2 separate regions of the Homo sapiens genome follow, and region 2 is linked to region 1. The links are chromatin loops, found by intact Hi-C in ENCODE. Cell type or tissue: Calu3. All regions are shown on one strand. Each heading gives the region's core, and the rest is flanking DNA. Links, peaks and the distances in the headings are about the cores only. Region 1 has its middle 8.9 kb from the start of LINC01622. Region 2 holds the start of LOC124901532 (small nucleolar RNA U13).

Region 1 (16,663 bases), core at 4,249-12,248:
GAGAAAGCAGTTGTTCAAGTCTGATGTTATCAAGGGAAAAATTGTGCCCTCCATATCCTCAGAATAAAACAAAAACCTTTCATTATGCTTTTTTTATCTGGATGAATGACAGGGGCAGGTGGGAGGTTTATTTAGTTATCTTTCCTCTACTCAGCTGCAGAGAGAGATGTCAAGAAGGCAAAGGTCACACTGCAGGGTAAGCAGTGTAGAACATCCTGTCCATTCGAAAACCCACTCTGTAACAAAAAAAAAATGCACTTTTGAGTTTCTACTCTGTTGTTTTTTTCATGATTTTATCACTGAAACAGCAAGAGAGTAGAAATCTAAAAATATCTACTTGGACTCAGATATTCAGAAAAGCCAATTGATAGGTTGGTAATAATAGCAGGATTCTGGGATCTCGGAGCAACAGCATGGCCATTCTCTCCACTTCCTTGCTTAGAGGCAGTCGCTCGCTGCCTTCCCTCCCTGCACCCGTTTTGCCTTCTCTCCTGGCTTGGACGTAGCCCCTCACTCTATGTAGTGCCATGTCCTTGGATTGGAAAAGGGTAGTGGCCCAATGTTCCAACAGAGATGCACCAGGTTCCAAAGTGGGGAAATGACTATTTCATACTCTCATTTAAAATTCCAGTTCTATTAATAATTGATTATTGTAACAATTACAATTGTTACAGTTTCTATAATCAACATTTCTTATTTTGTTTGTAGAAAATGACAAAATGATTTAAAGTGCTCTTTTGGAAAAAGTTGATAGACTCATATTTTATTGACAATTGGACCACTCAAACTTCCTCATCCTACTAGGTCTCTTTCCAGAGACAGAATGAACTTCTAGCTGTATGTGAACTTTGTTCACTTTGGTATCGCAAACTTTGATAGATTCAACAAGATAAGGTATACCAGGAGAAAAAAAGTAGGCTGAACATAAGATTGAAAGACAGAAGACACAGGTTCAAATCTATTAGCCATGTGACCATGGCAAGTTAAATATGAAATGTATACTACCTCTCTTATGGACTGTGAAAGAATCAAAGCTGATCATATGTCAAGAATGAAATAACCCACAAATGCTATGTGATATTAATTACTCCTATTGCTGGGGCTTAGCCTTTCCCCTGCCTGCTATTCCATGCATCTGTAGGGCAGTCATTTCCAAGAATTGAAAGTGGGCCTCTTAGTTAGGAAAAGCTTTGTCTCCATCTCACCACTTTGCTCTTTTTTTTTTTAAGCTACACTATTTGGTCTGTTTTGCAATTAACATTAAGAGCATATGAGATTTTTACATTTCCCAAATGTGGATTATTTTCTAAAAAGGTTGTGCAGCATGATTCTAAGATAGAGTTCTTCATATGGCTTTATGATCTGTGAAGTCACTCAAAATTGCTTGTAAAAATGTGTGCTTGGATGTAAATTTTTCTGGAGAGAGGAGGTCTTAGTCCTTTTTCTCTTGCTATAACTGAACACCTGAGACTGGGTAATTAATTTTAAAAAAGAATTTATATCTTACAGTTCTGGAGGCTGGAAAGTCCAAGGTCAAGAAGCTGCATCTGGTGAGGGTCTTCTTGTGGTGGGGACTCACTGCACCATCCCTAGGTGGCACAGGGCATTACCTCATAGGGGGCTGAGCATGCCAGCTCCGGTCTCTCTTTTTTCTCTTTTAAACCACTAACGCCTCACCCTCATGATCTTATCTAATCCTGATTACCTCCCAAAAGTCTCACCTCTCAAATACCAGATATAGTTGGATTTTTACCCACTTAATATCACTACAATGGGGATTCAGTTTTAACATGAGATTCCAAGGGGACTAATACTCAAGTTTTGAGGTTCAGCTGAGTACTCTAGCAATGACTAGAGTTCACACATTGCTCTTTGTATGAGTCTGAGCTCATTGGTTGAATTCCTTCATATAAGTGAGGGCTGGCATTACATACTATAAATCATTTGGATGATGGACTAACATATTCACACTCTTTTATCAAATGTGGAAAGATTCTGACTATGGAATGTCTGACTTTCATGTGTCACTTCTACAAATGGTGGCCAGACTCAGGACGCTTTCCTCTCTGCACACTATTGCCTCTTGGTATTGTCTTCATCTTTACTTTCTCCTTCCTCCTTGTTGGTACAGACACCACACTGATGCCCAGCACCTTCCTCTCCCAGCCCCCGCCTGGGACTTGGCACCCTGATTGGTCCAAGCAGCAGCCCATGACTAGACTGTGGTCCAGGCTGGCGAGTCCAGGATGAGAGCATACTTGTCTCCAAACCAGCATCTCCTAATGAAAAGAAGCAGCAGCTTAAAATCATCTGATCAAGGGCTGATCCTTCATGTTCCCAGGCTCTGGGTGAAGCAGGGAGATGCTCATTTGTGCCTCTGTGCAATACTGGGGATCTCTGGACTCCATGAATAGAGTGGCTGCCATCATAATGGAGAGATTTGTCTTTTCATGGGTTTGGACCACAATGACTCAAAACCACTCTGTTTGACAGAAAGACATTCTTCTTTTTAAAGTTGAGCTTGCGACATGGCTAAGCAACGTAATATCTTTTGATGTTGATGTTTTAGTTTAAATTTAGTTGGGTTTCAGCCAAAACATAAACTAAGAGATATTGGAAAAGACCTTGGTTTGAAGGACCTACCCTCCTCTTCACTGGACTAGATCTGATGCTACCCATTGGTATGGGAGGAGAGGTTAAACCTAGAGAGTTCACTTCCTACGTGGCTGGGGCCTAGGACTAGTTAACATTTGCATCTCAGCTGTGGGGCATTGATGGGGTGTGGCAGGAAAAAGATTCAAGGAGGGAGACATATTTCCACAAGAAAAGATGTTCTTCTCCATCCCTTTTGGGAAAGATATGATATTTCCGATGGGGATACAGAGAAGGAGATGCTTGGGGTGATGGGGCCAACCTGCAAATAGGATAGCTAGGTTAAAAGTCCAGGGATCCCACTTCTGAAGGGTGGATATCTTGTGAGACACAAGGAAAAGTCCAAATTCACTAGAAATATGCCACTTTGCCAACTAGAGACTTCCTTTTGAAATCGGCCTATTCCAAGAGTAAAGAAATTTACATACACTATACCAATACTGGGAGAACAAAAGAACTGGATGACCTCAAGGGCGGGGCTAATTCTAGTACCTCTCCTCCAGCAGATGAGAGGCATCAAATATTTAAGGAACTATGCCTTAGAGTTCTAAGCCACGACAGGTAGTCACCACAGGGCCAACCACACTGAAAGAGGGGAATTAGAAAATGACTCTTGATGCTGGGGGAACTTGTTAGAGAGACAGTGAAGCCATCACTTCTCACAGCCCTAGGCAGCTCTTTTTGCTCCCAGGGATAAAAGGGATTCATCTAAGTTATCTATAAATCCCTTTCTGATATACCTGCCTCGCTCCCTCAGAGAACTCACCTTGTGAGCTGTGGTTGGGATTGCACACAGGATGTCTGCCCAGCAGGAATATTACCGTTTTTACTCCATACCAGGAACTGTAGGGGTGGGAACAAGGAAGAAGACACTGGTGGAGGTGGGAAAGGAAGGACATTACTGCAGCTGGGGGCAAGAGAGGAAGAAAAAGGAAGGAACATGTCACCGACTTTCACGCCAGGAGGAAATCTCCTGAGTTTAAACAGCTCTTTTCCATTACTTTGAGGCCTATGAAAGATGAAAGTCCTGGTCGGATTGGGTCTTGGTGTCTGGCCACATCACTTTACTCTGAGTCAGAAAAGACTTTCTGAAAAAGTACACCAGAGATGTCCAGAGACAGAGAGGAAAAGAAGCCCCCTGCACCCAGCTCAAGGTTAGGGTTAGGGTTAGGGTTAGTGTTAGGGTTAGGGTGTAGGAAGCGTAAACGGTTGCTGGTTGCTGGAGGCAAACCAACAGCCTTGTTCATTCAGTGATAGAGTAGAAGTAGCTTTTTAAACAAAAAAGTAGAGTAAGAGAGTGATCAGAGACTCTCAAAACACTCTCAGAAAGACAGTGTTCAGGAGGGTGGCAGGAAAACGCGATTCAGCTGTTCATAGGGTTGGGAGGAGCCAGGTGAAAGGGAGAGTTTGGGAAAGGAGAAAGGGGTGCTGGTGGACCAGAGGGAGAACTTCTCAAGGGGCCTTCTTCCTGGGCTGTGATGGAAAGCCCTACTAGACACATAAAAATCACAAGAACTCGCCCTGAGTGATATATATAAATACACTCGCTAATTATTACTGGAAGAGAGCATGACTAATGCAGGAGCAGATGTTTTAAAAAATAAAAGGTCACAAACATTTTCAGACTATTAAAGCATTTATTTATGTAGTAAATTTGCATCTGGATTTTGTTGTTCCTGCTTTGATCTCTTTCTCTCACACACGCAGCGAGAGGCTGGTGTTGGAAAGGTAGAATACCCAGGCACCATAGCTGTGATAGAAACAGTCAGAATGGGGCAAAGTCTCCTGAATATGCTTGTTGTTTCAAATCAGAGGAGAACGGAAATCCCCAGGATTATAAATCACTCAAAACCATCAAATGACATTGGTTATCTACACAATAACTTCAAATAAATGCCTTTTCCCCAGAACGGGGCCAAGTTGCAATGATTAATCTTAAGTTACTCTTGGGCTATTAAATAACAATCTCAAGATCTTTTTTGAAAAGCAAATGTCTTTTTCATATAAGCGAGAACCTGTAGTATTTGTTCTTCTGTGTCTGCCCTATTTCACTTAGCATAATGTCTTCTAGGATCATTGGTGTTGTCACAAATGGCAGATTCTTCTTCTTTTTTTAAAACTAGATAATATTCCATTATATTTAAATACTACATTTTCTTTATCCATTCATCCATCAAAAGACATGATTCCATATCTTGGCTGTTGTGAATAACGCTGCGATAAACACAGGAGAGAAGGTATCTCTTCAACATGCTGATTTCAATTCCTTTGCATATATACCCAGTAGTGGGATTGCTGGGTCACATGGCAGTTCTATTTTTAATTTTTTGAGGAAACTCCATGCTGTTTTCCATAATGCTTGTACCATTTTCCATTCCTACCAACAGTGTACAAGAGTTCCAATTTCTCCACATCTTCGCCAACATTTTTTTACTTATATATATGTATCTATGTGTATATATATATATACACACACACCTATATATACGCACCCACATAAACACACGCACACATATGAAATAGTCACTCTAAGGGATGTGAAATAAATTTCATCATGGTTCTGAGTTCTGATTTGTATTTCCCTGATGATGAGTGTGATATCAACTGTTTCATATACATGCTGGCCATTTGTATGTCTTCTTTGGAGAAATGCGTATTCCATTTCTTTGCCCGGTTTTCAATCTGGTTATTTTGTTTTTCTGCTATTGAGTTGTAAAAGTTCCTCAGATACTATGAATATTAATCTTCTATCAAATATATGATTTTCAAATATCTTCTCCCATTCTGTAGGTTGCATTTTCCTTTCGTTGGTTGTTTCCTTTGCTGTACAGAGCCTTTATAGTTTGATGAAATCCAATTTGCCTATCTTTGCTTTTGTTGCCTGTGCTTTCGTGGTCATACTTAGAAAATTATTGCCAAGGCCAAAGTCAGGAAGCTTTTTCTCTGTCTTTTTTTTTTTTTTTTTCCTAAGAGTCTTAGTGTCAGGTATAACTCATAGAAGCAGACAGTAGAATCATGGTAACCAGGTGCTGGGGACAGGAGGAGAGGGGGAGGTATTGGTCAAAAGGTTCAAAGTGTCAGTTCTGCAGGATGAGTAAGTGCTGGAGATCTAGGGTACAGCATGGCGCCTATAGTAACAATCCTGCCTTATATACTTAACTACTTCCCAAGAGTGTAGATGCCAAGTATTCTTATCAAAATCAGTGAATAGGGCAAGAGGAAGCTTGTGGAGGTGATGGATATATTTACGGCATTTACTGCAGTGATGGCTTCATGGCTGCATGTGTATCTCCAAACTCATCAAATTGCGCACATTAAATATGTCCAACTCTGTGTTTGTCAATTATGCCTCAATTAAGTATTTTGTAAGCTAGTAGCAAATTTACATACTTTCAATGGTGGAGCCAATTTAGAAAGCAGTTTGGCAGTTTCTTAAAATGTTAAACATAGATTTACCATATGACCCAGCAATTCCACTCTTAAGTATCTATCTACACAAGAGAAATGAAAATATGTGACACATATGTCTACACAAAGACCTGTACACAAAGGTGCATAGCAATATTATTTGTAATAACGAAAGCATGGAAACAACCCAAATGTCCATCAACCAGCAACTGGATCAACAAAATATGCTATATCTACACAATGGAAGAATGCTCAGCCACAGAAAGGAATGAAGTGCTGTTGGGTGCCGTGGCTCACGCCTGTAATCCCAGCACTTTGGGAGGCTGAGGTGGGAGGATCGCTTGAACTCAGGAGTTCGAGCCCAGCCTGCGCAACACAGCAAGACCTTGTCTCTACTAAAAATAAACAAATAATTAATGATCATAATAAGAATAAATCAGCCAGGCATGGTGGCACTTGTCTGTAGTCCCAGCTACTTGAGAGAATGAGGTAGAAGGATGGCTTGAGGTTGGGAGATTGAGGCCACAGTGAGCTATGATGGCACCACTGCACTCCAGCCTAGGCAACAAAGTGAGATTCTGTCTCAAAAAAAAAAAAAAAATAGTTAACATATATGATGCTAAGTGAAAGAAACCAGCTTCAAAATACCACATATTGCACGATTCCACGTTATGTAATTTCCAGAAAAGGCAAATATGTACAGAAGAAAGTAGATGGGTGGTGGTGGTTGTGCTCGGAGTGGGAGTGGGCAGTGTCTGCTCATGGCAGGAGGCTTCTTTTGGGGTGATGGAAATGTTGTGAAATGAGCTTGTGATGCTGGTGCACAACTCTAAAAACTTACTGCAAATGAGCCAGTTGTATATTTAAAAGGAAATTCTGTGGTATATGAATTATACCTCAACGAAATTATACACACACACACACACACACACACACACACACGAACTTCCCCATTCCAAACCATGTCACCAACCTACGTTTTCCTCTTTTCCTCCTGGCTTGCGTTTGTTCTGCAGAGCCTGCTTAGTAAGGAGCGTCCTGGGTTCTGTTCATGCAGACACGTTCAGACATCTTTGATTCTGGAGAAATTCCCTCAAGTCACACTTTTCTAGATAATATCACAGGTGCCACATGACCAGTTTGGCTTATTTTAAAATGCATTTCAGAAGCATTAAGACCAAAAAACACTCTGCAGAAGAGCCTCGGCTAGCAAGCTCCTCCCAGTCGCCTTTTGGAATTTGCCTTTTTGTGAAACACCAACGTGTCTGTAGGTGTGGCAGTAATGGAATGTGAGGAGCACAACTGAACAAGTCACCAAACGTCAATGAACCAGCTCACTGCTGCTTCTGGAGAACAGCCCGTGACATTTTCCAAGGTAAAAACATTGGGTTTAACTGGCAGGCTGTAAAGAAGACGCAGCGTGTGAAGGAGCCTGAGGCTGTTCAGTGAGAACGAGGGGGTTCCATGTGCGCCGACGAGGATGGAGAGCCTCATTAGGTCACCACACAGAGTGCTGGGAAACAGCTCAAAACACATGACAATGGCACAGACACATACATGGTGTCTGTGCGTGTGGGTGTGTGTTTACACAGGGCATGCCAAGCTGCCCGCAGTAATTTTTTGTGAGGGAGGGGAATGAAATTGGTTGAGGAAGGGGCAGGGCAGCGTCTTTTGTTTATTTAGCATGGACATTTCTGGATTGACTTTTAAAAATGAGCATGTATGAATGTGGTAAATAAAAGAACAGAGAGCAGGTGTGATGGAGGGCTGACCAAGTTGTCTGGTTGCGTCCTGCACTCTTTAACGCCTTAAGAAATGGTACAGATGTAGGTCCCAGTACGAGGGTGGAGAACATCACCTAGGTCTGCCCAAGTACTTAGCACCACATTTTTTTTAGACACTTTGTCAGCCAGGCTGGAGTGCAGTGGCATGATCATGGCTCACTACAACCTGAAACTCCTGGGCTCAAACGACCCTCCCACTTCAGCCTCCCAAGTAGCTGGAACTACAGGCATGCACCACCATGCCTGGCCAAGTTTAAATTTAAAAAAAATTTTTTTGTAGTGACAAGATCTCACTATGTTGCCCAGGCTGGTCTTGAACTCCTGGCCTCAAGTGATCCTCCCACCTTGGCCTCCTAAAGTGCTGGGATTTTAGTTGTTAGCCACCGTGCCTGGCCAGCGCCACACTCTGGTACACCAGCCACACAGTAATGAGCCTGGTCTGTGCAGCTGCTCATTGGACATTGGAGGTTAATCAGGACCCATCTGGCTAATGAAACACTTCATTGCACTTGCTGCCCCCTGGCTTATGAACATTTTCCATCATAGCTAAGACTGGATTAATACAATGTGAAACAAGGTGACAGTTTATCCTGGAAAGACACGCAATATTAAAAATCCACATGATGGGCTGAGCCTGCCTGATTGCTTTAAAAGGTGGATTTATTTCTTTTATCCCGAAAGGAGTTGTGCCCACAAGCACTAGTGCCAGCCCTTCCATCTGTAACTTCTCCTTCTCTTTTAGAAAACTATAGTAGTTTTAAGATGGTTTTGCCCCAGGCGAAAACCTCTTCATCAACACTGTATTCACCACATGACTTTTCTGTGGTATATACATCAAGAGAAAACTACCGGATGGCTTCTTCTGTTTGTCTGTGTTCCAGAGTCTAATGCGGCTGAAGGTGGCACATCTCAGCTCCTGGTGGATATGAAATATTTTCCATCCTGGAAGGTCTGATTGGCTTGGAACAGAGCTAAGTAGGCTACGGTTCCTGAAGCCAAATCCAGCTCCAGCCTGTTTTTGTATGGCCTGTGAGCTAAGCATGGTTTTTACATTCTTAAATATTGAAAAGAAAATCAAAAGAAGAATAAATATTTTATGACATGTGAAAATGATATGAAATTCCAGTTTCAATGTCCACAGATGAAGTTTTATGGGAACACAGCCACACTCGTTCTTTGTGTATTCGTGCCCCAAGAACAGAATTCAGCATTTGTGATTCAGACCATATGACCTGCAGAGTCTAAGTATTTGTTGTCTGGACCTTTCCAGTAAAAGTTTGTTCACCTTGGCCTGGTGGAGTAATATTGGCATCAAGGTCTTTGGTAGTGCTCACTTGGCAGGAGTCCAAATTGAAGTTCTCCTTGAAGATTCCTGTAAATGGTGATTGGTAGAGGGAGTCACCCTCTAGCCATCTGGGAGGCACAGGTGACTTGTCCTGAGATGAGCTGAGTGGCCCACCTGGGGCATTCAGAGTGGGAGCCCTAGGCAAGCTAGTTAGATGAAGACTGCCATCCTTAGAGCACGGCACCACACTGCGTGTCCTCATTTCTGAGATACTGTTCATGGTAACACACACCATTGATTTAGTAACAGCTTTTCTAGGAATAAAAGACACATTGCTTGCATAATGCGTATTAATTTTGAAAATGCTAATGAGAAAATATGTTATGATTTTTAATGTGATTGCTTCCCCACCCCCACCTGACTCCCAAGTGAGCTTCCTGGGGGCTAGGACTGCACCCTTATTTGTTTTTGCAACCCAGGATTTCCCCCACAGAGCTCCAAGATGTCAGGAAACTTTGCAGAACAAAGTTTTGCAATCATTGGTGGGTTGTGGCATCAATTTAGCGAATACACTGCTGGCATTTAAGAAATAAAATAGGAAAGACGGACTAGACAGATTAGAACAGAAAGATCAGAGTAGACTAGAACACAAAACAAAAAAACAGAAAATGCACATCCCATAGCATAAGGTTCATCTACGATGCCCTTGTTTCCGTTACATATGTGAGTGATGGGAGGTCATGTCAACGTATTTCTCACCGTGGATCATAGTAAAACAAGTGTGCAAGTCCCTGCTTTGGTGCATGTATTTGAGCTGCGCTTGGTCACGAGATGAGATTGCACAAATTGGCATGTGTCACAGAAGCATAGAGCAGTGGGTGTCAGGTCAGGTGTGGCCTTCGGGTCCCCACCAGGCTGGTGAGGATGGCCAGCCCACCAGCAAATGCTTTCCCAGAGCACCTCCCAAGGCTCTATGCTGAGCTGAGTGTGATGAAGGTCACAAATCTCTAGGTGACATGATTCCTGTCCTCGGGGAGCTGATGGTCTATCAAAATCACAAAATCACACCCCAAAGCAGGAAGGAACACAGTGAGATTTGGGGATAGATGTTGAAGGTGTTGGGTGCAGAGGAGGCGGAGACCCTGACAGCTCTGCTGTGCCACAGCTGTGTTGCTCAGCCAGATCCAGACGCCTGATCTCCAGGGTGTTCACCAGCCACGTGGCATCCTCCCAGTTTCCTGAGGCAAAGATGCCGACCAAAGCGCCGTGTCAGTTCACACATGGAACACGGTCATCTCCAGGTAGGTAGACTGGACCACACAGTGCCATTGGCCTCTTTCTCTAGAGAGGGAGGCTCGAAGGTGGGGAACACAAACAGGCTGTGGACTGCCTTGGCCCCACAAGAGTCTCAGGCCCCAGGCCCTAGAACTTCAACAGGAGAGGCGAGTTGAAGAAAACCACCCCAAAGGAAAGGAGGAGCAGAGCAAATATCTCCCTGAGCTGCCAGGACCCATCTAAGCAGCCTGCTGGATTGAAGCAGGAGACGGCAATGTGAGGAATGGGGAGGAGGGCAAGCTGTGCACGAGATGCCACCCCACAATGAAACACCAAGGGACTGCCAGCATTGTGCTCCGGTAAATGCCCTTCATCCTGATCCAGCCACCAGGTGAGAAGGAGGGAGCCCTCACCTCCAACCCACCTCCCAATTCATTAGGGTTTCCCACAACTGGCAACATGGCTGGAAATCCTGCTGAGGAAGATGAGATGGGGCCTGTGCTGGCCCATGGGACATACTGGGAGCAGAGGATGCAGGTGTCTACAGGATGGTTAGCAGGCGAGTGTGGCAGAGTCAGCAAGGTTCAGCACACTGAACCTTGCATCAAGTGGAGAATGGGAGGAGGAAATTGAGATTCGGGGTGAAGAACAGGCCAATCAGAAAGGATGCAGGAACGAGCACAGGATGCTTATTCTTCTGGGCTCCTCTAAAATGAGAAGCCTTCCTTGTCATCCATCCCCATCCCCCAGCAGCCTAGGGGATGGGCGGTGGCTCCCTCTTCTCCAATGCTGCCCCCTCTGCAGGTATCTGCGTGTTTACTTTCCTTTGCTATCATTACTGACTTCTGAAGGGGAAGGATCAGGTCTCCCCTACTCTCATGTGCCCAGAGCCTCTGGGCCACAGCCCCTGGTGCAGAGAAGCAGCACTGAGAGCAATTTTGATGAATAAATGAATGAATGAGGAAACGTGGCGGGTAATTATTCAGTCATTGCTACTGTCTGAATGTTTGTGTCTCTTCAAAATTCATAAGTTGAAATTCTCACTTCCAGGGCGATGGTATTAGGAGATGGGACCTTCAGGAGGTGAGGAGGTCATAGGGGTGGAGCCCTCATGGATGGGATTAGTGCCCTCATAAAAGAGCCCTAGAGAGACCCCTGGCCCCTCCTGCCACACGAGGACGCCACTAGAAGCTGCCATCTATGAAGCAGGGAACCTCACCAGACACCATATCTGCAGATACCTTGATCTTGGACTTCCCAGGCTCTAGAGTTGCAGGACAGTGAACAATACATTTCTGTTGTTTATAAGCCACAAATGCTTATAAACAACAGCCCAAACAGACTAGGAAAATCATCTTCCGAAGGTATGAATGGTGAGCTTCAAAACATCCCCTTAGGGTTGAGAAGGGAAATTAGCTTAATCTGAACCTTGGGCATCTGGTGCAGCTACAGCAGAGAATTTCCTGTTTCAAGTGATTTCAAAGGTGAACAAGTTCCTAAGAAACGTAAGATTACCTAAGTCCGATCACAGAGGCCCATGGAAGCACGGTGGTCTAAGTACGATTACTACAGAAGAGATCTGCCAACAAATGACTTAGAAAAGAACCTCAGGATATCTGTCGGCTCAAAGACATTAGGATTTTAGGCAAACTAAGAGTTTGAATCTTATGCTGGTTGCTTTCATCCAAATCCAAATTTTTGGCATTGTGTTTTAGGGACTGTATCTTCTTCACGTCTGTGTTCTTAGAACCACTTAGCAGAGGGTCCTGGCCGTTATAGGTGCTCTAGGCATACATTTGTTTAAATCCACCTGGTTTAGTTTCATTCCATTTTATGGCAATTAAATACAGGTCTGAGTTTTGTTTGTTAAAATGATTAGGTTTTTTTTTCAAGTGTGATTAATTGGTATGAGTCAGCAGCTATTTAAACTCTTACTAAACAGATACATAAGAAACGAGGGATACTGTTTTCTTCCACAAAAATGTTCCAAAAAAAATGTTCCAGCTGAACATTTATTTCAGCTGGAATTTCAGTGACTTGAATGCAGAATGAATCCCGTGGCTCACTTCCTAGACTATTTGCCAAAGAAGATGTTGCCCTGGCCATGATCAAGATGACACAAACGGTGGCCTTTTGCAGGGAGAACCGCCGTGGAGGCCTGTGTCTGTGGCACTGGTAGCTTCTCTCTGCAGGCAAAGACCCCATGGCTTAGTTCTTCATCAGAGTGAGAATTCATCTTCCACCTTGAGTGGAACAGAATGTCAAGGAGTGCATGAAACCCTAGGTTTGAATTGATGAACCACAGGTCTCAATTTTCCCTTTTCCAAAGATAACGATGACTTCAAAGAACCAAAGACTACGATGACAATGTATTGCAGGATTTTGCATTTCAGAAAGCATGCCTACACAATTACCTTGTTTGCCTCATGCCTTCTTTGCTGGCATGGGCTGGGCAACTATTACTATTAAGAGATGAAAATATGGAAGGTCAGAGAGGTTAAGAGAACAATTCAAGGTCAGGCAACCAGGGATTGAGCCCCTGGAGCCAATGATTTCACACGGAACTCCTCTCTGTGCAGCATTCTTTGCCAGCCATCCTTCCCTTCTGCTAATGGACTAGGGCTAAGACCATCACGATCTAGGTGTGAGGTCATTGGCAGAAGATGCAGGCAAGGACAGGTCTGTGTAGAGAGATTTCCCAATGTTGGAGGCTTTCCTCGCCTTGCTGTTTCTGTTCTGAAGGACGTTCTGGAGGCTTTGATGCAGTGTGAATGAGGCCTTGTTCACAGTTTATTTTCATTTGTAGATGTGTAATCACCTAAAGTAGTTATGTTATGGCTACCTCAGGAACGCAGGTTGTAGTATCTGAGCTTGTGCATGTTCCCACAGGCAGTCCCAGTGGTCATAAGTCCCAATGCCACATGGAGTTTGTTTATACCCAAATATACAGTAATTTCAGTTCACTGGAATCCACACCCCCACCTGCTAGAGGCACCTCTCCGGAAGGTGTCCAGACAAAACCAAAGGGCTTGTCGTCTGCTTTCCTGCTGTTTCTAGAATATACTCAGCTCTCAATTAACATAAACCTCATTTGGTTTAGAAAACATCCATTTGGTTTAGAAGTCAGTGTTGTTTTCAAATTGCATCTCTAGCAAACGATTTTTTTTTTAGGTCTAATAAGCACTGAATAGATTGTATTAGGTTAAAAGCAATTGATTCCCAATAAATAAATTCTGCCAAGTTATGCTCGGGAGTGTGAAGCAACAGTGTTTATTGGTTCTTATCTACGATCATCAAAACCTGTTCCTCTCCTCTCCTTCCCTCTTTCCCTGCCTTCCTTTTTCTTTCCTTCTGTCCTCATACTTGACTTCACCTACTTGCTATTATGAGGAAAATATTAATTCCCTTTCTAATGTCTATATTCTAGCATGTCGCCTCATTAAATTCCCCTGGGTGTGCCCTTTTACAATTAGTGCTACCAAGTAAATAAACTTCAAAGGGACGTGTGTACACACACAGACACATGCACTCAGAGACACACACGTTCATTTGCATGCCAAGAAGAGCCCCCATTAAAGTCTATTAGCCCCCAAATGAGGAAATTCAGAGCTCTGAGCTCTGCACTGATTTTATCTCATGGTGTGGAGAGAGTTTACAAATAACTCTTAAGGTAAAATGCCATTTTTTTCCCCTGTATGTAAAGTTAATATTAATGTTGTGTAGAAGGAATGCGGCTCTATTTCTTTTTGAGTGGCATTTTCTCATTGTCACTCTCCAACCCTATTCTTAGAGACCCTTAGGTGGTATTGTGTGTATTCTTTTGTAGAATAATGAAATGTTTATATTACACAGTCCCATTGTAAGATCAATCCACCCCTGCTGGGGGATTCATAAACATCATCTGCAGGTGGTCCTGGTGTGTCATCCCCCAGAAGAGGAGCTTTCATTTCAGGAAACAACCTTGCTGAGGTCCCACACAGCCCAGGACACCAGACCCAGTGCTGCAGCCCACGGCTTCCCGAAGCCCAAACAGTAACTGATGGTGTTGTCACCAATCTTGGCTCTGAAACTAGCATGTTTTAAATTCCTGCTTCTCCAAGCCTCCTGGGCATGTGCTCTGTAGCCAAAAAGAGCTGGTAATTACACGTGGCTTCTGAGGAACGAGGGTCCAGGCGCTTATCTGGGAAGGGAGATTGGTCCAGACCTTCAGCCTCTGGGCCCCATTCCTCTTCTCATTCTTCAGCGTAGCAACTTGTTCTTAAAGCAGAGGCTGATTTCTGTCTGCATCTCTCAAGCGGCACCTTTGTTTAGCCACTAAGTTTTCTCAAACTGGAAATCCATATGACGAAGTATAATTTTATGGTCTCCTATCATATTTGGTTTTTCTAGAAACATTCAAGAGCTTGTTCCTTCTCACTTAGACAATATTACTGTCATCAAGGTGTGTCTTCTCCTAGTTCCAGAACCACTTCCTGAATTTAAAATGCTCTTCTGGACATTTTTTTTTTTTCCAGATAATGGCAAAGAAAATTGGTCCAAAGAAAGTGGAAAATTGTCAGAGGGCAGTCACCACAATTTTTTTTTCTTCTGTTTTCACATCTGTTCAATCAATATCAGCTCCTGGCCTCAAGGCAGTGTGACCTAGAGGCAAGAGCCCTAGGAAGCTGGGGATCAGAGGACAGCATCTCATGCTGCCTTTAACCAGGGGCACCGTCTCACAGCAAACCCTTAACCTCTCTGGGTCAGGGAGCTCCTTTTTCAACAAAACAGGTTGGTCTAGATGGGTTCTCCTGTGCTTTCCAACTCTCTACTTTCTATTATTCTGAACTTCATGCCTCATTGTATCTGTGCGCCTCTGGTAGAGTTGGCATAAACCCAAGCATATGTTATTGGCTTAGAGAAAGAAAACATTTCTGGGTCTGTGAAATCATAGGCTTTGCTTGACGAAGCTTCGAGGTGTGCGGGCTCTCTTAGTGCAGCGCAACAAGCCATCAGCCGGCAGAAAGCTATTTCTGTAGCGGAGTGTTAAAAGACTGGTATTCTTCAGTGAAGAATAATCTGCTGAGGGCAATGTGTTTTTATTCCCTCTGGGATTTATCTGTCAACGGGCAGATGGGAGAAGAAGCAATAAACTATGAGCTTGCATATGTCAAGGCTTTGATTCTAGGGGGTGACTTCCAGGCCCTGCTTGAGTAGGAGACATTGTCAGGGAAGAAAATTTTGGACTCTCACTGTTACTTCCTGATCTCAGAACACAAAGCCTAGTTTTTGCTGAGTCTTTGAGGAAACTCCATGAGCACTCGGCTTCTCTCTCGTGTTTTCTGAAACCAGAAGTAGAGAGAAAGAGGCAGCTGAGCCCTACAGAACCAACCAACTGTGGAGACCAGCAGCGAACCCAGCGTGTTTGTCATTGGTTTGTGAATCTTATACGCTGTTCTCTTTGGGATACCTATTTCTCCTGGGTCTTTACATGGTCCTGGATCAAGAAACACCTTTTAACAACTCCCTTCAGACCCTGCACTCCCGTGCATTCAGAGGCCTCCTTGGCTTAGCGTGGTGGCAACCCCAGGGTCCAGGTGATTCTGTTGAAGATCTGAGAACAGAGCTTGCTTCTTCCTGCCACCCAGTTTGATTGGACCTTCTCCAGACTTCTGGGTGCATTTCCAGAGCATTTACACAAGGAATTATGTAGGGGTCATTGTGACAATGGTTGTTTGTGGCTTCTTTGTATAAACCTTCTGTATAGAAATTCCAGTTGATCAAACAGATAAACGGAGAGGTGATCAGTCACATTGCTAGATGACTTTTCTCTACCTAGGAAAGGATTCTTTATATATTTAAATAGGAACTCCTGTCCCCATTTCTTCCTGGCTCTGCCTTGCTCTTATCTTGACTGGTCCAGACATTTCCTGGCATCCAGGGCATCAGGGAGGCTGTAAGTCTGTGTTTGATGGTAGCTGTCCTTCTTCAAACTGCTGGCTGGAAGGCAGCGGTCCCTGCTGGGTCCCAGAGAGCTAGGAGTGCAGCTTGGAGAAGTCGGCTCTCTCATCGTGAGTCTTCCAGAAGAGAATAGTAGAGGACAGCAAGGACAAAGGGCGTGACCAGGAGACACATGGCTTGGGGGAAAGAGCACTGGCATGTACATCAGGAGGCTGGACACCAATCTGCTTCTGCCACCAGTTCTCAGGGCAACTGTAGGCTAATGAGGTCACCTCTAGGGGCTTTCTGTTTCTTCCCCCGTGAACTGAATACTGAATGA
Region 2 (16,663 bases), core at 5,475-13,474, 73 kb before region 1:
TTTGAAATGCCTTTCCAAATTTTTGTTTCTAATTCCCTTGTGGTATTTAATAATAATAATTTATTTATTATATATAAATATAAATATCATGTATTCTTTTATTATACTAATGAATAATGATATAATAATACTTTTGATAATAATGGCAGCCACAATTTAGTAAGCCTTTACTATGCTAATTTTCATGTATTTTCTTTTATAATCCTTGCAATCCTCTGAAATATATTTGATTATTATCCCTATTAATATAATAGAAGTCTGAAATTAAATGACCCCCCAAAGTCACATAGCTAGTGATAGGCAGACAGACTTGTTAGAAGCCCCGTATGTAGAATTTTAATCACTTGCCTGTCAAATTGTTCTAACTTCTCTCCTCCTGGTTTATTGTTCATCTTTTAATTTAGTTAGTGCTCCTTTCTATAGAGAGAATTTCTTTTTTTAAAATTTTATTATTATTACATTTTAAGTTTTAGAGAGAATTTCTAATTTTCTTACAGTTCTACATAGTGTCCTTTCCTTTATTATATCTTCTTTTGTGCATATGCTTAGAAACACTCCCTTGACAGGGATTGGATAGGTATTTAGTTATATTGCTTTCAATTCTTTCATTGGTAATTTTCAGTATGCCACTCTGTAATCTATTTGAAATTTATTTTGGTATATGATGTGAGTTAGGAATAGAGCCCTATACTAAAGAATCTATTTTCCTTTCTAATGTTAAAATCAAACTTTTATTATATGTGTAGCTATCATTTGTATAGAAACACATTTGTTTAGAAATGTATACATTTGTACACATTTGTATAGAAATGTGTATAGAAATATGGGTCTGATCTTCTACTTTATTCTGTTCAATTGATTGGTTATTTATTCTTACTCCAGGATCACGCCATCCTGACCTCTGCACCTTTCTAACATGTGCTGGTGTCTTAGCGGCATGCCTTCTCTTTCTTCGTTCATCAGAGTGCTCTTAGCTGCTCTTCCAGATGGTCTATAATCTGGGCTCACTTCAGAGTGGATTTCTCCCAAGGCCCCGCCTCATCCACTTATACGTATTCTCCTGCCCCATAAACAAACCACTTGGTGCTTGGTTGGCCGACCAGAATCCTTTGAGGTGTCTTTGGAGAGTTTTCTGACTTCTCATTCCTTGCCGATGCACCGTCCTGTGTAGGCTCCTCCCCGGCCCTACATGGCAGCCTGGCACCCAGGCCCTCTCAGTGTCTCTGGACACTGGCAGGCATGGCCGGGCTGAGCATCTTCAAGAGTGTTGTGGACAGGTTGTGTCGCACTTTCTTGGCATCTGCCATCAGCACTCAGCCTCAGCTTCTTCCCCAATTGTGGTTTTGGTTAATCCACCTGAGAGTCACCTTGGCCAGCATTTGGAACGGGAGGTAGCGACCTCCACACCAGCACAGATGGTATCCAGGCTATCTCAGAAATCCTCAGAGATGCCTGGAGCAACATTAAATTAGAGCTGAAAGGACCTTGGAGATAATAAATTCCAACCCCATCATTGTCCACATGAGGAAAATAAAACTTCCCTCAGAATCCCCACACCTGCCTCCTGCCCAAAGCTTTGATCCTCCTAACAGCCCCAGGTATTTATCGTGGAAGCCAGCACTGGCACCCAGGTGTTCTGGTTTCTAGCCCACAGTTGTGTCCTCAAGCCTTGCTTCCATCCTGACCTAAAGCTGTCACTGTCAATGGCAAGGGTTAAATGCATCCCATCCGCACATGGAAGAGATCGCTCCTGTGACTCCTGAAGCGTTTCCCCAGTTCAAGCACACAGCTTCAGGCTTACCCTGATTGAATCTTGGCCAGCTCACTCTCAACTAAGCCCCTGGTTCAGCCAGGCAGGAAATGACCTCATCAGGAGTGGATGAAAGGGAGCGTGACTGCTGAGCAGAGGAGATTGCTATGTGGCTGATGGTGCAAGACAGAGGCTTCCCAACAGGACAAACAGTTATTGGCTCTGGGAAACGATGTCAAATTCCCAATGACTCAAAGAGGGACAGATGTCTATATATCCATCCACAAACACTGAAAACCTTGGTTACTTTTTTCCTTCAAATTAGTTACTCACACTCCCCTTTCCTTATAGCATACCTTTCATTCCTTCTGAATGTAGAATGGTACAAGAGACAACTGATTTTCATCTAACTAGCCATTTGGGAAGATAATTAGAAAATAATGTTTGGGGAAGTAGCATATAGAATTAATTTTCGACATATGTTTACAGAGCATGAACTGTTTTATGTGCTTGGTGGATAAGTTCATGAACAAAATAAAGACCTCTACCCTTATGGATATATATTTTTTAAGAGATAGAGTCTCCCTCTATCACCCAGGTTGGAGTGCAGTGGTATGATCATAACTCACTGCAGCTTCAAATCCTAGGGATCAAGTGATTCTCCTGCCTCAGCCTCCTGAGTAGCTGGGATTGCAGGTGGGAGTCACTGTGCCTGGCTCCTCATGGAGTCATGATTTTTCTGATTTGATCTTGCTTGAGACATCTCCGTACCATTTCTGTGAGACCTGGTGGTATGAAATCGATAAGATTGTGCAGTTGGGCACTTCTCATCCATAACTGGTCATTGTATTCATATGTTCTCATGCTGCTATGAAGAAATACCCAAGTCTGGTAATTTATAAAGAAAAGAGGTTAATTGACACAGTTATGCCTGAGTAGAGAGGCCTCAGGAAACTTACAATCATGATAGGAGGCACCTCTTCACAGAGCAGCAGGAGAGAAAGAGTGCCAGCAGGGGAAATGCCAGACGCTTATAAAACCATCAGGTCTTGTGAGAACTCTGTCACTATCACGAGAACAGCATAGGGGAAACCACCCCCATGATTCAATTACCTCCCAGCAGGTCTCTCCCACGACTCGGGGGGATTATGGGGATTACAATTCAAGATGAGATTTGGGTGGGGACACAGCCAAACCATATCAGTCACTGTTGGTGATGCTTGGTTCTCTCCGGTGTCTCTGAGATTTATGATGAGCAATGGACAAATTGAACCAGGAGCAAGTGCAAGGCACATGTTCTTCAGAGCTTCACGGTCTACCTAGGACATCGTGGACCAGACTTCTCGACTGAAATGGAAAGGTTGTGCTGGTATTGCAGAAAGATTACAGATGAGGACCCCAAAAGCCCATCATAAAGTAAAATACCAAAAAGTCTTGTGTTTTATATTCAAATTTCCTGCAAATTAGGCATAGTCCTGTAAGTCATCCATACTTCAATATTAAAAACACTGGACTTGCTCTTAAAGTGAAAGAACATTTCTTAACACCCCTTCCCCTAAATCTTCAAGTGAAACTTGCTCTAAAAAGATGTTCTAGGTATATTGTATAGATTCTAATCTCCTGGTTTACCTGTGCTTATCTATAGAAGTAAAGCCTATTCTAATTAGAGAAGCATGGATGTCTGAATCTTTTACAAGACCAAATTCTGGGCACCAAAGTGAAGGGAGGTCTGGGTGAGAGTCATTATTCAACTTCGTCTGCTAGTTGTGTTGTCCCTGGTTCTGCCTGGGCCTGCATTCTCAGGATGTGTTCATCCTATAGGCAAAGGTGGAAGAAGCAAAAATTTAGAGCATTGAAGATAAATGAAATCCAATTATTTATCTTCTCAATATTCCAGCCTTCACTTACAACTTTTAGCTGTTAATTAGATATTTTACAAAAGTCTGTTTATTTTAAAGGCCCAAATGTTTGAAGACTATAAGGTCACTGTCAGTATATTTCTGGAGAAGAAATGTTTGTCTCTTGTCTTCAAGGTTGATGTTTATTAGTTTTCCCATCTAAAGACTAGGTCTGATGCCAACAAATCAGACTTTTTTTTCCTGCATCTATGATCAAGCACTTGAACATTTCCCCACGAATGTGGATGCGCCCTGGGTTAGAATTGTTTTCTGCTGTGAGCCAAGGCTGAGTTCCAGCTCTCATTTACCTGCAAGGAGGAGAGGGATGCAAAGGATCGTCAGTGGTGGAGAAGATGCCACTTTTTTGGCTGTTTTCCACAGCATTCAGATTCATATCTGAGTTCAACATGCTTTGTATGTTTTCCCCACATGCTGGGACAGGCCTGTTTTTAAAGACAAGGTTGAAGAGTGGAGAGAAGAGGCTTGTTTATGCACATGGTCATCAGTACAGCACAATCTGTCTCCAAAATGGGAAAGGTCCCCTCACTAGGGATGAGCTTCAGTTTTGGTCTGTCTCTGGATTCTCACCTACCTGATTTTCCACTCTTATCCCCCAATCTTGGGCCTGTCCTTTAACTGAAAGAAAGACACCCTTTTCTACCCTTTTGATGTTTCATCTGAATCCTTGGCAAAAGTATAGCTTATAATTTTTTAATTAAGATGCCTGTGTTTGAGAAGGTGGTGACAACTGAACTCCAGGCTCATCTGGTTTATCACATGCTCCAGGACAGGTTTGGGTCTGGGTTTCAATCAGGTCATAACATGAAGTCAGTATCTGTGATCATTGCATTATTCACAGGAGCAGAGGCTTGTGGAAATAAAGGGAGGCACTCCAGTCCCCAACACACCCAGTGTCTTTTCACTCTGTCATTGGACGGAAATTTCTCCCCACTGGATCGGGACTTGAAGATTTCGCGAGACTTGTTGCTTACCTTGCAAGAGATCGTCTTTCTCTTTGGCACCCTGAATAATTTTGACTCACTTGGACAAATAATTCAGAGTATTTACAGATACCACTTGACAGGGGATTTGCCAATACTTAGGCAAACTTTGGTTTGGTGTAACTGGTGGGCTGTCGTGCAAAGCCAGGAGGCTAGCAGTAGCTTTACTATAAGTTCCCTACCAAGGAGCAGTAACTCATTAAGTCCTTCACAACTTTTTCATTTTAGCTCCTGTTGAGTGGTAGGCAGCATGGTCCTGTGGGGTTGAGACTAGAGTCAGCTAAGTTTGATTGGGACAAGGATTGTGAAATCTGAGCCTGAGGCTCTCAGTGAAAGAGTCAGGCACAACACAGTAGAGAGAGGTCAAAGTCAGCCACGGGACAAATGGAGAGGACTGCAAATGACAAACTTATTTTGGAGAGATATGTGGTGTGCATTAGTAGGCATGGCTGAGAGTTCCCAGAGGCTGAGGCCATCCCTTTAAGGACTGAAACCATAATGTCAGCTGTTGTTGATGTTCATGTCCTACACACTGTTAAATATTGCTAAGCTTTGGGAGGAAATGTTGGCCCCATCATATGTCACAGTCAACCCGGGGCAGTCTCTGTTTATGCTGATGGTCCCAAGCTCATTATTAACAGCACCCCTTTCATTCTCAAAAGTCTACTTGTTTGGAAAGTGCCTGGTATGATCACACCAGATAAGGAAAGTGGATGTTGCTGCTTTCTTTTTACATATCAGAGATACCTCAAGCTTTGAGGTGCTCCTCTCCCAACTTTAAGGCTCTCTTAAAATATCTTTTTATATCTTTAATATGCTCACATTTTTCTCCACCTTCTTGAACATATGGAATGTAGTTATAACTGTTTTGATGTCCTTGTCTACTAACTCCTGCATCTATGTTATTTCTGGGTCTGTTTATGTTGATCAGTTTCCCTCCCGCTCATTGTCCATTATGTTCCCTTGCTACTTTGCATGTCTGGTAATTTTTGAGTGGATGGCCAGATGTAATTTTTATCTTGTTGGATGTCAGATATTTCTGTATTCTTTTAAGTATTCTTGGTCTGTTCTGGGACATACTTAAGTTGCTTGGAAACAGTTAATCTTTTTGAAGTTTGCTTTCAAGCATGGTTAGATGGAACCAGAACAGCCTTTGGTGCAGGGATTTTTTTTTTTCCAAGTCAGATGGGTGATGTGCCGACATCATAACGAGGTTTGAGGGAGGCACATCTCACACATGAGCAAAAAACCCAATCATCACACTTATGAACCACAAAAGAACCTGGTCTAGGGGTACTTTTTTCCTTTTGAGGGCACGACCATGTATTACAAGATTTCTCCACTCTGCTATGGGGACATCAAAGTTCCTTGCCCCTAGCTCAGGGATGATTCCACCCACTCACTCCTGATGGGTGCAGCTTCTTCACATCCACACCCTGACCAGTACTCAGCTGAAGAGTAGAGGAACCCCCTTTCCATCTCCAGACTCTCCTTCTGTGCAGGTCTCTCTGTGCAGCTCTCTTCCCTGTGAAGCTCTCTTTCCTCCATTACTCTCCTCTACGGGGTTAGCCAGAGTGTCTCCCTGAATTCTCACTTGTGTCCATAAACCAGTAGGCTTTGTTTAGATTCCATCTTTTTGCACCATCACTTAACTGAAAACGCTGTCCACCTGGTAAGCCGGGGCATCTCAGGGCTCACCTTGCTTGTTCCCCCTTTTCTCAGGAATCTCTGTCCTCTGCTGCCTCTTTTCCAGTGTCTGAAATTATTTAAAATTATTTCCATTTGTTGTTGTTTTTTAAGGTAAGAGGGTGAATCTGATCCATGTTACTCCATCATGGCCAGAAGTGCAAGTCCTGAGTATTGGGCTGTTTCAGCTTCTGTATCTTTGGGACTAATGCATTCTCTTCTCTAATTTCAGTGTCAATGTATCTTCTCCCTCTGCACTGGTTTTGCTAATGGTCAACACCTTAGCAGCTATTGCCTTAGATCCTCTTCTTTACCATCTTCTGTTGTTCTCTTCACTTGTTTAGTTCTTGTCTAGTTTCTCCTCTCATTCTTCCCAGCTTTTGCACAAGGTGGCTGGTCCTCCACAGATATCACCATCTGTGGGATCAGACCATAAATTTCTTTTTAGCAGATCCCACTGACAGTCCATTGGCTTCCACCTTCCAAATGTCCACATTTTTTGCCTGCATTTATTTTTGCAACAGTGTTCTGCCACTGCAGCTTCACCAGCAAAACAGCTATGGCCAGCCTGTCTGTCTGTCTGTCTGTCTGTCTGTCTGTCTGTCTGTCTGTCTGTCTATCCATCTGTCTTTCTATCATCTATGTATTGCCTATCTATTTCATCTATTATCTATCATCTGTCTATCACCTATCATTTATCTATACATCGTCTATTTATCAATCATCTATTTATTCTATTTGATCTCTGTATCTATCATCTATTATCTATCATTTATCCATCATTTATCTGTCCATCATCTATCAATCATGTATCTATTCAATTTCATCTATCATCTATCCATCATCTACTTACCAATCATCTATTTATTCTATCTTATCTATCCATCCACTGCCTATCTTTTCATCCATCCATTTATCCATTATGTATTTATCTTTCATGATTATTATTTTTACCACTGCTTCTCCCTGGCTGAAGTTGTTGTGCATGGAGGAAAGCTCCAGCAGGCTGGTGTCACTTTTTGTTAAGGGTTATCACCAGAGTGCAGTGCAGGGTGTGCCCATTTTCACCAAGGCTTTATGCCAGACACTGTTAGACCTGGGATATTTACGGATTAGTTTACCCTTCAGCTGATGAATCCATTTGTCCCTTTAGGCAATTAAATATTTCAGTTATGATCTTTATGTTATTTAAATCGTTGAGATCAGGCTTCCTTTTATTCCTCTTAGTTCCCTGTTGAAGTCCCAAACTCTGAAAACATAACAGATCATCTGTCTCTCACAATTGTTAACATAATAGATCATCTGTGTCTCACAACTGTTAAATGTGCCTATAAACAAACTCTCCCCGATGTATGGTGTCCCTTTTTGCTTTCCTTTCTTCTTTTCTAGATTAATTCATTCCACAAACTTTTATTGACCACCTATTATTGCATGGACTCTACTAGGTGATAGATACAAAGATGAGTAATCCATGTCTGTCTTTTGGGATGCTAGCTTTGAAGATGATCACAACCCAATATGGTAAGTACCACGACAGAGGGGCAGAGGTGAGCACAGGGTGCCACGAGAGGAAGGAGATGGGGGCCAAGTCCACATTTTCTAGCATTGACCTTACCTTATATAGGAGTGTGGAGGGGTTAGCAGGGAAAGAGTGTGACAGATATGGGAGGATAAGCACAAAGATGAGCGTGAAGGCCATTTGAGATAAAGTACGGAGTTTGCTTTGACTAGATTGTGGAGGCACAGGGTAGGAAGGACAAGGGTCAAAAATGGAGAGGGTGGGCAGGTAACAGATCATGAAGGATCTTATATGGCATGTGAAGACTTTTGGACTTTATACAGAAGTGTCTAGAGTCAGTGAGGTGAAAGGACCAGATTAGAGTGGAAAATGGATTATGTTGGAACAAGACTAGAGAAAGAATAACTGAGGGACTTGGTGTACTTGGTTTAATTCAGATGAGAAACAATGATGAACTAAAGGCACCACTGCTGGGTGGAGAGAGAGAGGGAGAGAGAAAGGGAGAAATGGAGAAAGATGAAATCAGGAAATATGCAAGGCAAACCTGAGAGAACTCAGTTGTAGAGGGAAGAAGATAGAGAGGAGTCCAAGTCCGAGGTGACCCTTGGGTCTCCAGCATGAATGGTTGTAAGAATACCTGGGCTATTCACTGGAATAGTGGATATTAAAGAAAGAACGTATTTGGACTACAAGATTATGAGCTAAATTTTGGATACTTTTGATATATTGAATTTGAACTGTTTGTGACATGTAACTGGAGCCATCTGAAAGCTAATTGGATGTATGGTTTAGCAGCTCAGTAGAGACTTTGGGAGTGATATAGCAGTCTTCAGCTTATAAAGGATAAGTCCAAAGGATGGTGGAGACTGGGGGTGGAGGCAGGTCACTCTCATGCAACAAAATTGCACTTGCAGCCTGTAATTACGTGCTTTCCAGATCTTTACTGTCTTATTTTCTTTTCTAAAGAGTTGTGAAAACATGACTTCTGGCATTGTCTGTCTTTGTCATTACATCTGATAGCTATAAGAATATTTAACAATGAATTAAGCAATTTTTACATTTATACTTTCAATCTGCGTATCTGCATTTTTTTCTGCTGGCTAGGGAGAAAGAAGGGTGTGCCAACTACATTCCTGCGTAAGGCTGTGTGAGGCGCTGCACCACACCCCTGCACACTCGGCTCCTCCAGTGGAAACGTGGAGCCTCAGTTATACAAGTGACCCTCACTGGCTTGTTGGGTGTTTTAGTTTTTACCCCGTAACACTGAACTTTGTTACACAGAATGTCCTGTGATTTCCCAACACAGTAGGTATCTTCCTGAGTTTCTCGACCGGTAGTTTCACATTGGTCAGAATTCCTCTGTTGGCCAAGCTTAATCTTACACATTGATTGTTTTAGTGACCTATTGATGTGAAGGTGGAGTTTTGGGACTTTACTCAGGTTTCTCAGTGCGGTGGTAGAAAATGACCTTGAAAGTGAGACAGATCTGGGGTTGATCCCAGCTCTGTGACTGACTGGCTCTGTGATGAAGGAAAGTCTCTAACCTCTCTGAGACTGAATTTCTATAGCTAAGAATCAAGGAAGAAATAAGGTTGTCATGGGGTTGTTGCAGGATCTGATGATACGCGTGAAGTGCTCAGTGCAGAGACTGAAACCTGCAGAAGAGCTTAATGAGCTGGTCATTGTCGATGTCATTTCTGTCATACTTACTCTGTGCTCTGGGGGTCAGTTTTGCTCAGTTCAACTAGCGCTTAGTGAGAACCTTGTGCTTTGCCCAGGCCTTGCATTGGTGTTCCTCCTTGGGGGTGGGGGAAGCACATTCTAAGTTTTAAGAAATGAATTAATATCCTCAAAGAATTTACCCTAAAGTTAAGTTAAATCGCCGTTATTTCCTACTTTACATTTCCTGTGGTACCCACTCCCTTCCTCCATCCAAAGGAAATATTTTAAAAGGATTTCCCAATCTTCTTTGGACTTTGGGAGAATTTTGGTCTACGGTGATGAGGCTTTCCCACTCCATGTTGCCATCTGGAATTCTTTGTTCAGGCTTTGGCCAGAAAAAACACCGCCACCACCACCAACACACTAACTTAGGAAAATAACATTTGGCAGGAACTTGGCAACAATAACCCTTTGTTGCCAGAATCCTTGTTCACAGTGTGGGTGGCTCAGATGGCACTTAATTAAATGTATTTCCCTATAAATTCTCACAGTGTGCTTATTTTCACTGATGTCTAATAACCACCCTATCTCTAAAGCAACCAAATTTCACAGCCTGCAAAACAGGGAAATCAGCCTGTGTAAATAACATATTGCTTTTGTTAGTACTCAGCCATATTCCTCATCATTCTGAGTGACAGTGGACTTATCTGTTATTATTTCCCACTGAATGCTTTGTCATTCAGTATTTTCCTACTACCTGGAGTGACTATATAATAAAAATAATACCTACTATTTTCAGTGTCAACTATGAGTCATGCACTGTACTGGGCATGTATTCATTATCTCAATGAATCTTCACCGTCTTTGTGATAGGTACCAGTATTCTCATCTAAAAGATGGGAAAAAATACAGTGACTCCATCTCCACAAAAAATTTTTTTAAACAATTTAGCCACGTGTGTGGCACACACTTATAGTTCCTGCTACTTTGGAGGCTGAAGCTGGAGGATCACTTAAACCCAGGAGGTCGAGGCTGCAATGAGCTGTGATTGCACCACTGCACTCCAGCCTGGGAAACAGAGCAACGCCCTGTCTCACACACAAAAAAAGGAAAAAATGAGGAAAAGAAGCCTGAAAAAGGTTAAATATTTTGCCCAAGAACGTACCACTGGACTGGGAGTGATGGGCCTGGCCAACACGGCAAAAACACGTCTCTACTAAAAAATACAAAAATTAGCTGGGCATGGTGGTGCACACCTGTAATTCCAGCTACTTGGGAAGCTGAGGCAGGAGAATCGCTTGAACCTGGGAGGCGGAGTTTGCAGTGAACCAAGATTGTGCCACTGCACTCCAGCCTGGGTGGCAGAGCAAGACACTGTCTCATTAAAAAAAAAAAAAAAAAAAAAGAATTTGGCAATTATTTTCAGCATTTTAAAGACACCATCCCATTGTCTTCTGGATTCTACTGTTTCTTCTGGAAGATCAGCTATCAGCATAATTGTTACTCCTTTGAGTATGATGTGTGCTTCTCTCTGGCTGCCTCCAGCCCTCACCCTCGGCTGTTTTGAAGATTCTCCTGTGTTTTTTATTTTCAGCATGTGTGCCCATGAGGTTTTCAGCAAGATGTCACTGTGATGTATCTCAATGCTTATTTTTTGCCTTCTGAATTTATTCTGCTTTAATCTTGTAGAGCTTCTTAAATCTGCAGATTAATGTCTTTAGCATTTTGGGAACATTTCTGGCCAGTGCCTCTGTAAATATTGTTTGTGTCCCTTTATTCCCCAGCCCCTTTTCCTAGAATTCTAATGACCTGTACATTAGACCTTATCACTGTGGCTTATGTTTTTCAATCTGTGTATTCACTTATTTGCGGTTTCTTTTTCTCCAAATTCTTTGCTTCTCTAGTTCTGAAGCCTCAGTAGTCCCGGATTCCAGGTTTTGGAGTGAAGCCTCCTGAACACTGAGTCTCTGCCTTTGTGTTAGTGTTGCTTGGGAAATAGCAGATGCTTGAAGGGGAGAAGCAAGGAATGACATTGGACTCACCTGTTGGGGGCTTTTTCTCTGGCATCGTTGCCCCTCCAGTACTGGCTGACTTGGTTATTCTCTGTTGTCTTTCAACAACGTGTTTTTTATTTTGTGCAGCTTTTGTAGTTAGGATGTAGTGCAGGACGGTCGGATTGATGCACGTCACTCCATCAGAGCCAGAAATGGAAGTTCTGGTTTAATAAGTTTGAGTTAGAAGTTCCGTTTCTTTTCTTTGGTCTCATTTTTCCTAGTCAGGTAATGAAATACATATTACAGAGGCCATAGTACTGAAATTAAAATTTTAAAAACTAGATTTTCATTCTAGAATCAATGGAAAATTGCTTTGCGATGATGAGCCTTCTGGTTTCAATTTCTTTGTCTGTAAAATGGACACGATCTCATCTACATCATTAGCAGGCTATTGTTTTTTTTTAAAAAAAGTTTTTTTTTTTTTCCTGACAAAATGCTCTCATTATTCTTCCTCATTCTTTTGTAAGTTAGCTCCACGGGGAATTGAGAAATGAATTCTTAACTAAAAACCTTACAGTAAGAGCCGGCGGCAGCAGTCATGCTTACACTGTGTCATGCCCGTGTTTACCACCTCCTCACCCTCAAAGAACATGGGGCAGAAGGGCGAGCAGATGCTAACTCAGTGTGCAGCCAGTCGGAGGGCAGTGGGGGTTCAGTTTGTAATACCCGTACAGGCTGGAGTCTGCACAGCATTCGGAAGAGATTTCAGGTATTTTCTAACAGGAAAGAGAAATGCGTGTGTTCACAGAGGTGACTCTTACCTACATGGAACACCTGCGCCCATTTCAGAAAACCACAGCGTTACGAGAGTGGATACGTGCCTGTTAATTTGAGCACTGCTAAGTACATAAATAGATGATCCGTTAATGTACACAGCTTGGTCGTCTCAGTAAGCCAGAATTGAGTCAACCTTTTTCCAGGTTAACCTAATCTAAAAATAACACTTTCATCTCTTATTAATAGGCTAGTTGTTATCTAATGTTTTGCTGTGGGTTCAGGGTTCCAGAATAAATCATGCTTTGATTACAGGGTGGATCAAGTTAACGTTGACTTACTCAGGATGAGGCTGGGCAGAGCTGTGGCCTGTCCCAAGTCTCATCTAAGACAGAACTCATCAAATCCTAGGTCTTGTTTATGTCATGCAGGAGAAGGTACAGAAATGCTTGTATTTTATCTGGCAAGAGGCACAGTGTGGCTGGAGCAGGGGAGGGAACAAAGCATCTAAAAATATTCTTTCTTGCTTTTAGTCCTAGTAAGAGATTTTGTCCCATTATTAATCCAAGTTATGAACTAGAAGGATTAACCCCAGGGGCAGGTACACATCTTAGGTCCACTGGTCCTCCATTCGCTTAAAAACCCCTCCAGGTTCAAGGTCTCTACTTCATTTCCATCTTGACAAAGTCTTGTGGACTTTTTTTTTTTTTGAGACAGAGCTATTGCCCAGGTTGGAGTGCAGTGGTGCGATCTCAGCTCACTGCAACTTCTGCTGCCCAGGTTCGAGCAATTCTCCTGCCTCAGCCTCCCGAGTAGCTGGGATTACAGGTGCCTGCCACCGTGCCCAGCTAATTTTTGTATTTTCAGTAGAGACAGGGTTTCACCATCTTGGCCAGGCTGGTCTTGAACTTCTGACCTTGTGATCCACCCACCTCGGCCTCCCAAAGTACTGGGATTACAGGCATGAGCCACCACTCCCAGCCCTTTTTGGGGGTTTTAAGAGACATTTCAGAGTATCTAAGTTACTGTCATTTTATTTTGAAATTACACAGGTAAGAAAGAGAGCAGGAAGCAGCCCCAAGAGTGGCCTGGCTTGGCCTCAGGCAGGGAGGCATGCTATATAGGACATGAGACATCTAGGGATCAGGTGATCTTGTCATCCACTCAGCAGTGGGTGACACTTTCTACACTGAGCTCCAACATCATGGTCAAGAGCTCCCTGATGTCTTTCCTTCTTAATCTCCTGCTACTGCTGCCAGACATCTCCCTATTCTTAAATCATTCTCTAAACACAGATTAACTGAACACCTACCCATGAGCCCATGATGGCTCTGGGTAGCTGGGATTCACGGGAACACATCCAAGTTGGTGTTCTTTCTGCAGTGTGCTTCTGCTTGCTGATATCCTCTGAGGTTCATGGGTTCTGTCCGCTGCCTTTGCTGTGTTTCGCAACTGTCTGCCTCTACAGGTAGCACAAACACTGCAACCCAGAGCATGTGGTGGTTCCTGCCAGTCTGTCATCTGTATTAAGCACTCACATTGAGTGGAGCTCTTATTCCAGGCTCTCTTCTGGATCATACTTGGGCCAGACACCAATATTTGGTCTAGTTCACTGTGGCCAGGATAGCAAGGTCTCCAAAGTAACTATGGTGACTTATACCTCAGGAGACCCTGACCAGGAGGCTCTGAGGGTGAGATGTGACGGGTGCTCTCCAGAAAGTGTCCATTTACACCATACATAGCTTGTCCAGCATGGTAGTGATCATTATCCAGACAACATGGAGCCAAGCGTGTATCATAATATAGAACCATCCCACCTATGTATCTGAACTGAGCAAACAAATTTAAAAAGTTAAATATCCAACTCTCTTTTAGGTTCCCTTCTGACAACAGCAAGGGCTTCTAATGTGAATGAGGCTCAGGGGAATCTGCTAGCTATCTCTGGCTTCCCTGGCACCATGCAAAGACATGCTCCTGTAGAAGAGAATATTGAAAGCCATCCAGACCCCAGCTGTAGCAGCACTGGAAGCCAGAATGGTTTTCTCATGGAGAATTCCTGAAGGACCTCCTATTGAGCTCACCTGAGTGACATGGAAGGATGACATGTGGGACAATCGGAGTGAACCTGGGGTGGTGAGAACACTGCAGGCATCCAGTGGATTCCTTTAAAGCAGGTTGCTCAACTGTGGTCCTGTTGACGTTTCGGCTGGGTGATTCTCCACTGTGGGGCCTAACCTGGATGTTGTAGGATGGTTGGGGGCATCTCTGGCCCCCAACCACCACGTGCCAGGAACATCCAGTGCTCATCCCCAATGTCTCCAGACACTGCCCAGGGTCCGAGTGCCATCACTTTCAACTGAGAATCACTGCTTAGAGGGAAGCAATTTGTGGATGAGAAGCATGCAGGCTGTGACTCACAATTTCAAACCAATGAAGTTCAACCTCAGACTGTTGCAAAAAAAAGTACTCCGCACTCACCAACAGTCAACATAATTTCATTCAGCCAAATCTTGTGTATTTGCTAGTAAACTGTGCACCGAGTGAATTATTTGCAGCATTATTTAAGACCCTGAATTAACATTATCTAACATGTTTGGAAGCAGGGCAGCCCTCAAATCTCTGGTTAATGTGATTTCAGGAAAACATAAATAGGTTCATAGTGTTTTACAGACCAGAGTGGGTCAAAATTGAGGAAGAAAATCTGCTACCAGAAATCTATGCAATTAAGGAAGCTACCTGTGACTGACTGCAGAAAAGCTCTCACGACGTGGGACAGGGAACATATGAGCTGGAAGCAAACCTAGGGAAAACAGATTCTGGATTTCTCATGTGTGTGGGGCTGAGCAGGAGGGAGACTTGGGCTTGTAGGGAGCCAGGAGCTCTGGAGAGGGGATGGAGGCAGAAAGAGCAACCCTCGGATGTGGAATTTGGGTGGGCTGTGGCTGTGAGTGAGCAGGTGGAGCCTGGAACAGAGGTTCCTGTAACCAGTCTCCCTTGCAAGAGAGCTGGGTTTGTCGGGGGAAACCAAGGTCTATTTCCCTTCATCTACCTCTCCCACGCCAGGAAGCAGAGCAAAATCACACATGTAACCCTGCAACTAGACCCCCGGGCTGTGTCTTACCCATTTTTCATCCTCTGTACCTAGCACGGTGCCTGGCACAGAGGAGGCACTCAAGGGGCACTGGACTGAACCCAGTGGCTTCAGAACAGCTCCCAGGAGAAGCTGGAGTGACTCCATTCAAAGGGCACTGGAAAGATGCCTGGAGTCCTTTTCTACCCAGGCACAAGCCTTTTCTTTATTGCCCAACTCTGATGCCTGAGGTAAAGCAATAGCATGACTGAATGTCTTTCACATTAGAGTGTAATTTATCCACATCAGCCGCAGCCTTTGATCTCACCAAGCTGAGAGAGGAGAGAAGTGATGAGGCGTACAATGTGTACGAGGTGAGTGAGGTGTATGTGGGCTGCAGCAGCTGAAGGGAGGGAAGGGCCAGGAGGCTGCGGGTGTAGATAGAACGTTCCCGTTGGGACTTGGAGGCCCTTGGCCAGCACATACAACCCAGGAGGAGAGATCTGAGACTTGGTCTTGCCATGGTGGGCCATGTTTTAGTATTGTCTGCGTTATCTGCTGGGGATAACAGAGCTTCCTACAGGCTCCTTGAGAAGTGCTTGTGAACCTCTCTATAGTCGAGGCTTGTGGGCCGTCTTGTTATGCCCTAAGCCTGGATCCGCTTGCAGGTTGCTCTCAGATGAACCTGAGTGATGGCCTGTCTTTTGTGGGTCTGCTTTTCGGGACATGAAGGCCAAGAAATGATTGTTCTGGACTGCATTTGTTTTGTTCGATGAACACAGACTTGGACCTTGTTTTTCTTGACTGTCACTGTCTCAAAGGTTTTAATCAAAGGCTATTTGGAAATCATGCCAGCTAATTAATGTTGATGAGGCAACAAGGGTGACTCTTCCTTAGTGCCTTAAACCTTTCACCTGAAACACAAACATGCCACATTGGAGCTTTAATTGTCAAGGAAGATGAAAAGTATACCAAACCATTTGCTGGGCAAAGGCCTCCTGTTGATATAGGCAGCAGGAACCCACAGGCTTGTGCAATGCAGGCTTGTAGCTGCAGATCCATTTCTCCCCAAGCACGCTGCCCCATTGAAAGTGGGTAAGTGATGCGTCTGATCTCTAGCAAGCTCCACCGGGAGAGCACTGAAATCTTAGCCAAGTAGCCCTGTCTCTCCGTTGTTTTCATGGAAAGCCCTACTAAAAATCAGACTGCACAGAGTTCCTCTCTTGAATCAAAACTTGCAAGAGAAAGATGAAATAAGATTCAAACGTGTGTTGTTTCCTACACTTGGGTACTTATTTGTTTGTGGATT

Evidence for each region. Peaks named below come from ENCODE experiments on the same cell type or tissue, not always from the same donor. Only the 100,000 strongest peaks of a DNase experiment are listed, where the experiment ranks them.
Region 2: it touches region 1 in a loop (3-fold over the local background); 2 of 110 quality-filtered maps call a loop at or near these places.

Annotation. Positions count from the first base shown.
Region 1 is chr6:1,101,936-1,118,598 of GRCh38, reverse strand. No RefSeq gene overlaps it. Among named protein-coding and RNA genes, the nearest start is that of LINC01622, 8.9 kb to the right of the region's middle. RefSeq lists an enhancer at 13,935-14,510. In Calu3, for the core only: no CTCF peak of the experiment used is centred there; DNase peaks (open chromatin) are centred at 7,018, 7,498 and 8,258.
Region 2 is chr6:1,175,786-1,192,448 of GRCh38, reverse strand. It overlaps LOC124901532 (small nucleolar RNA U13), which reads right to left and starts at 5,931; the gene lies at 5,829-5,931. In Calu3, for the core only: no CTCF peak of the experiment used is centred there; a DNase peak (open chromatin) is centred at 9,018.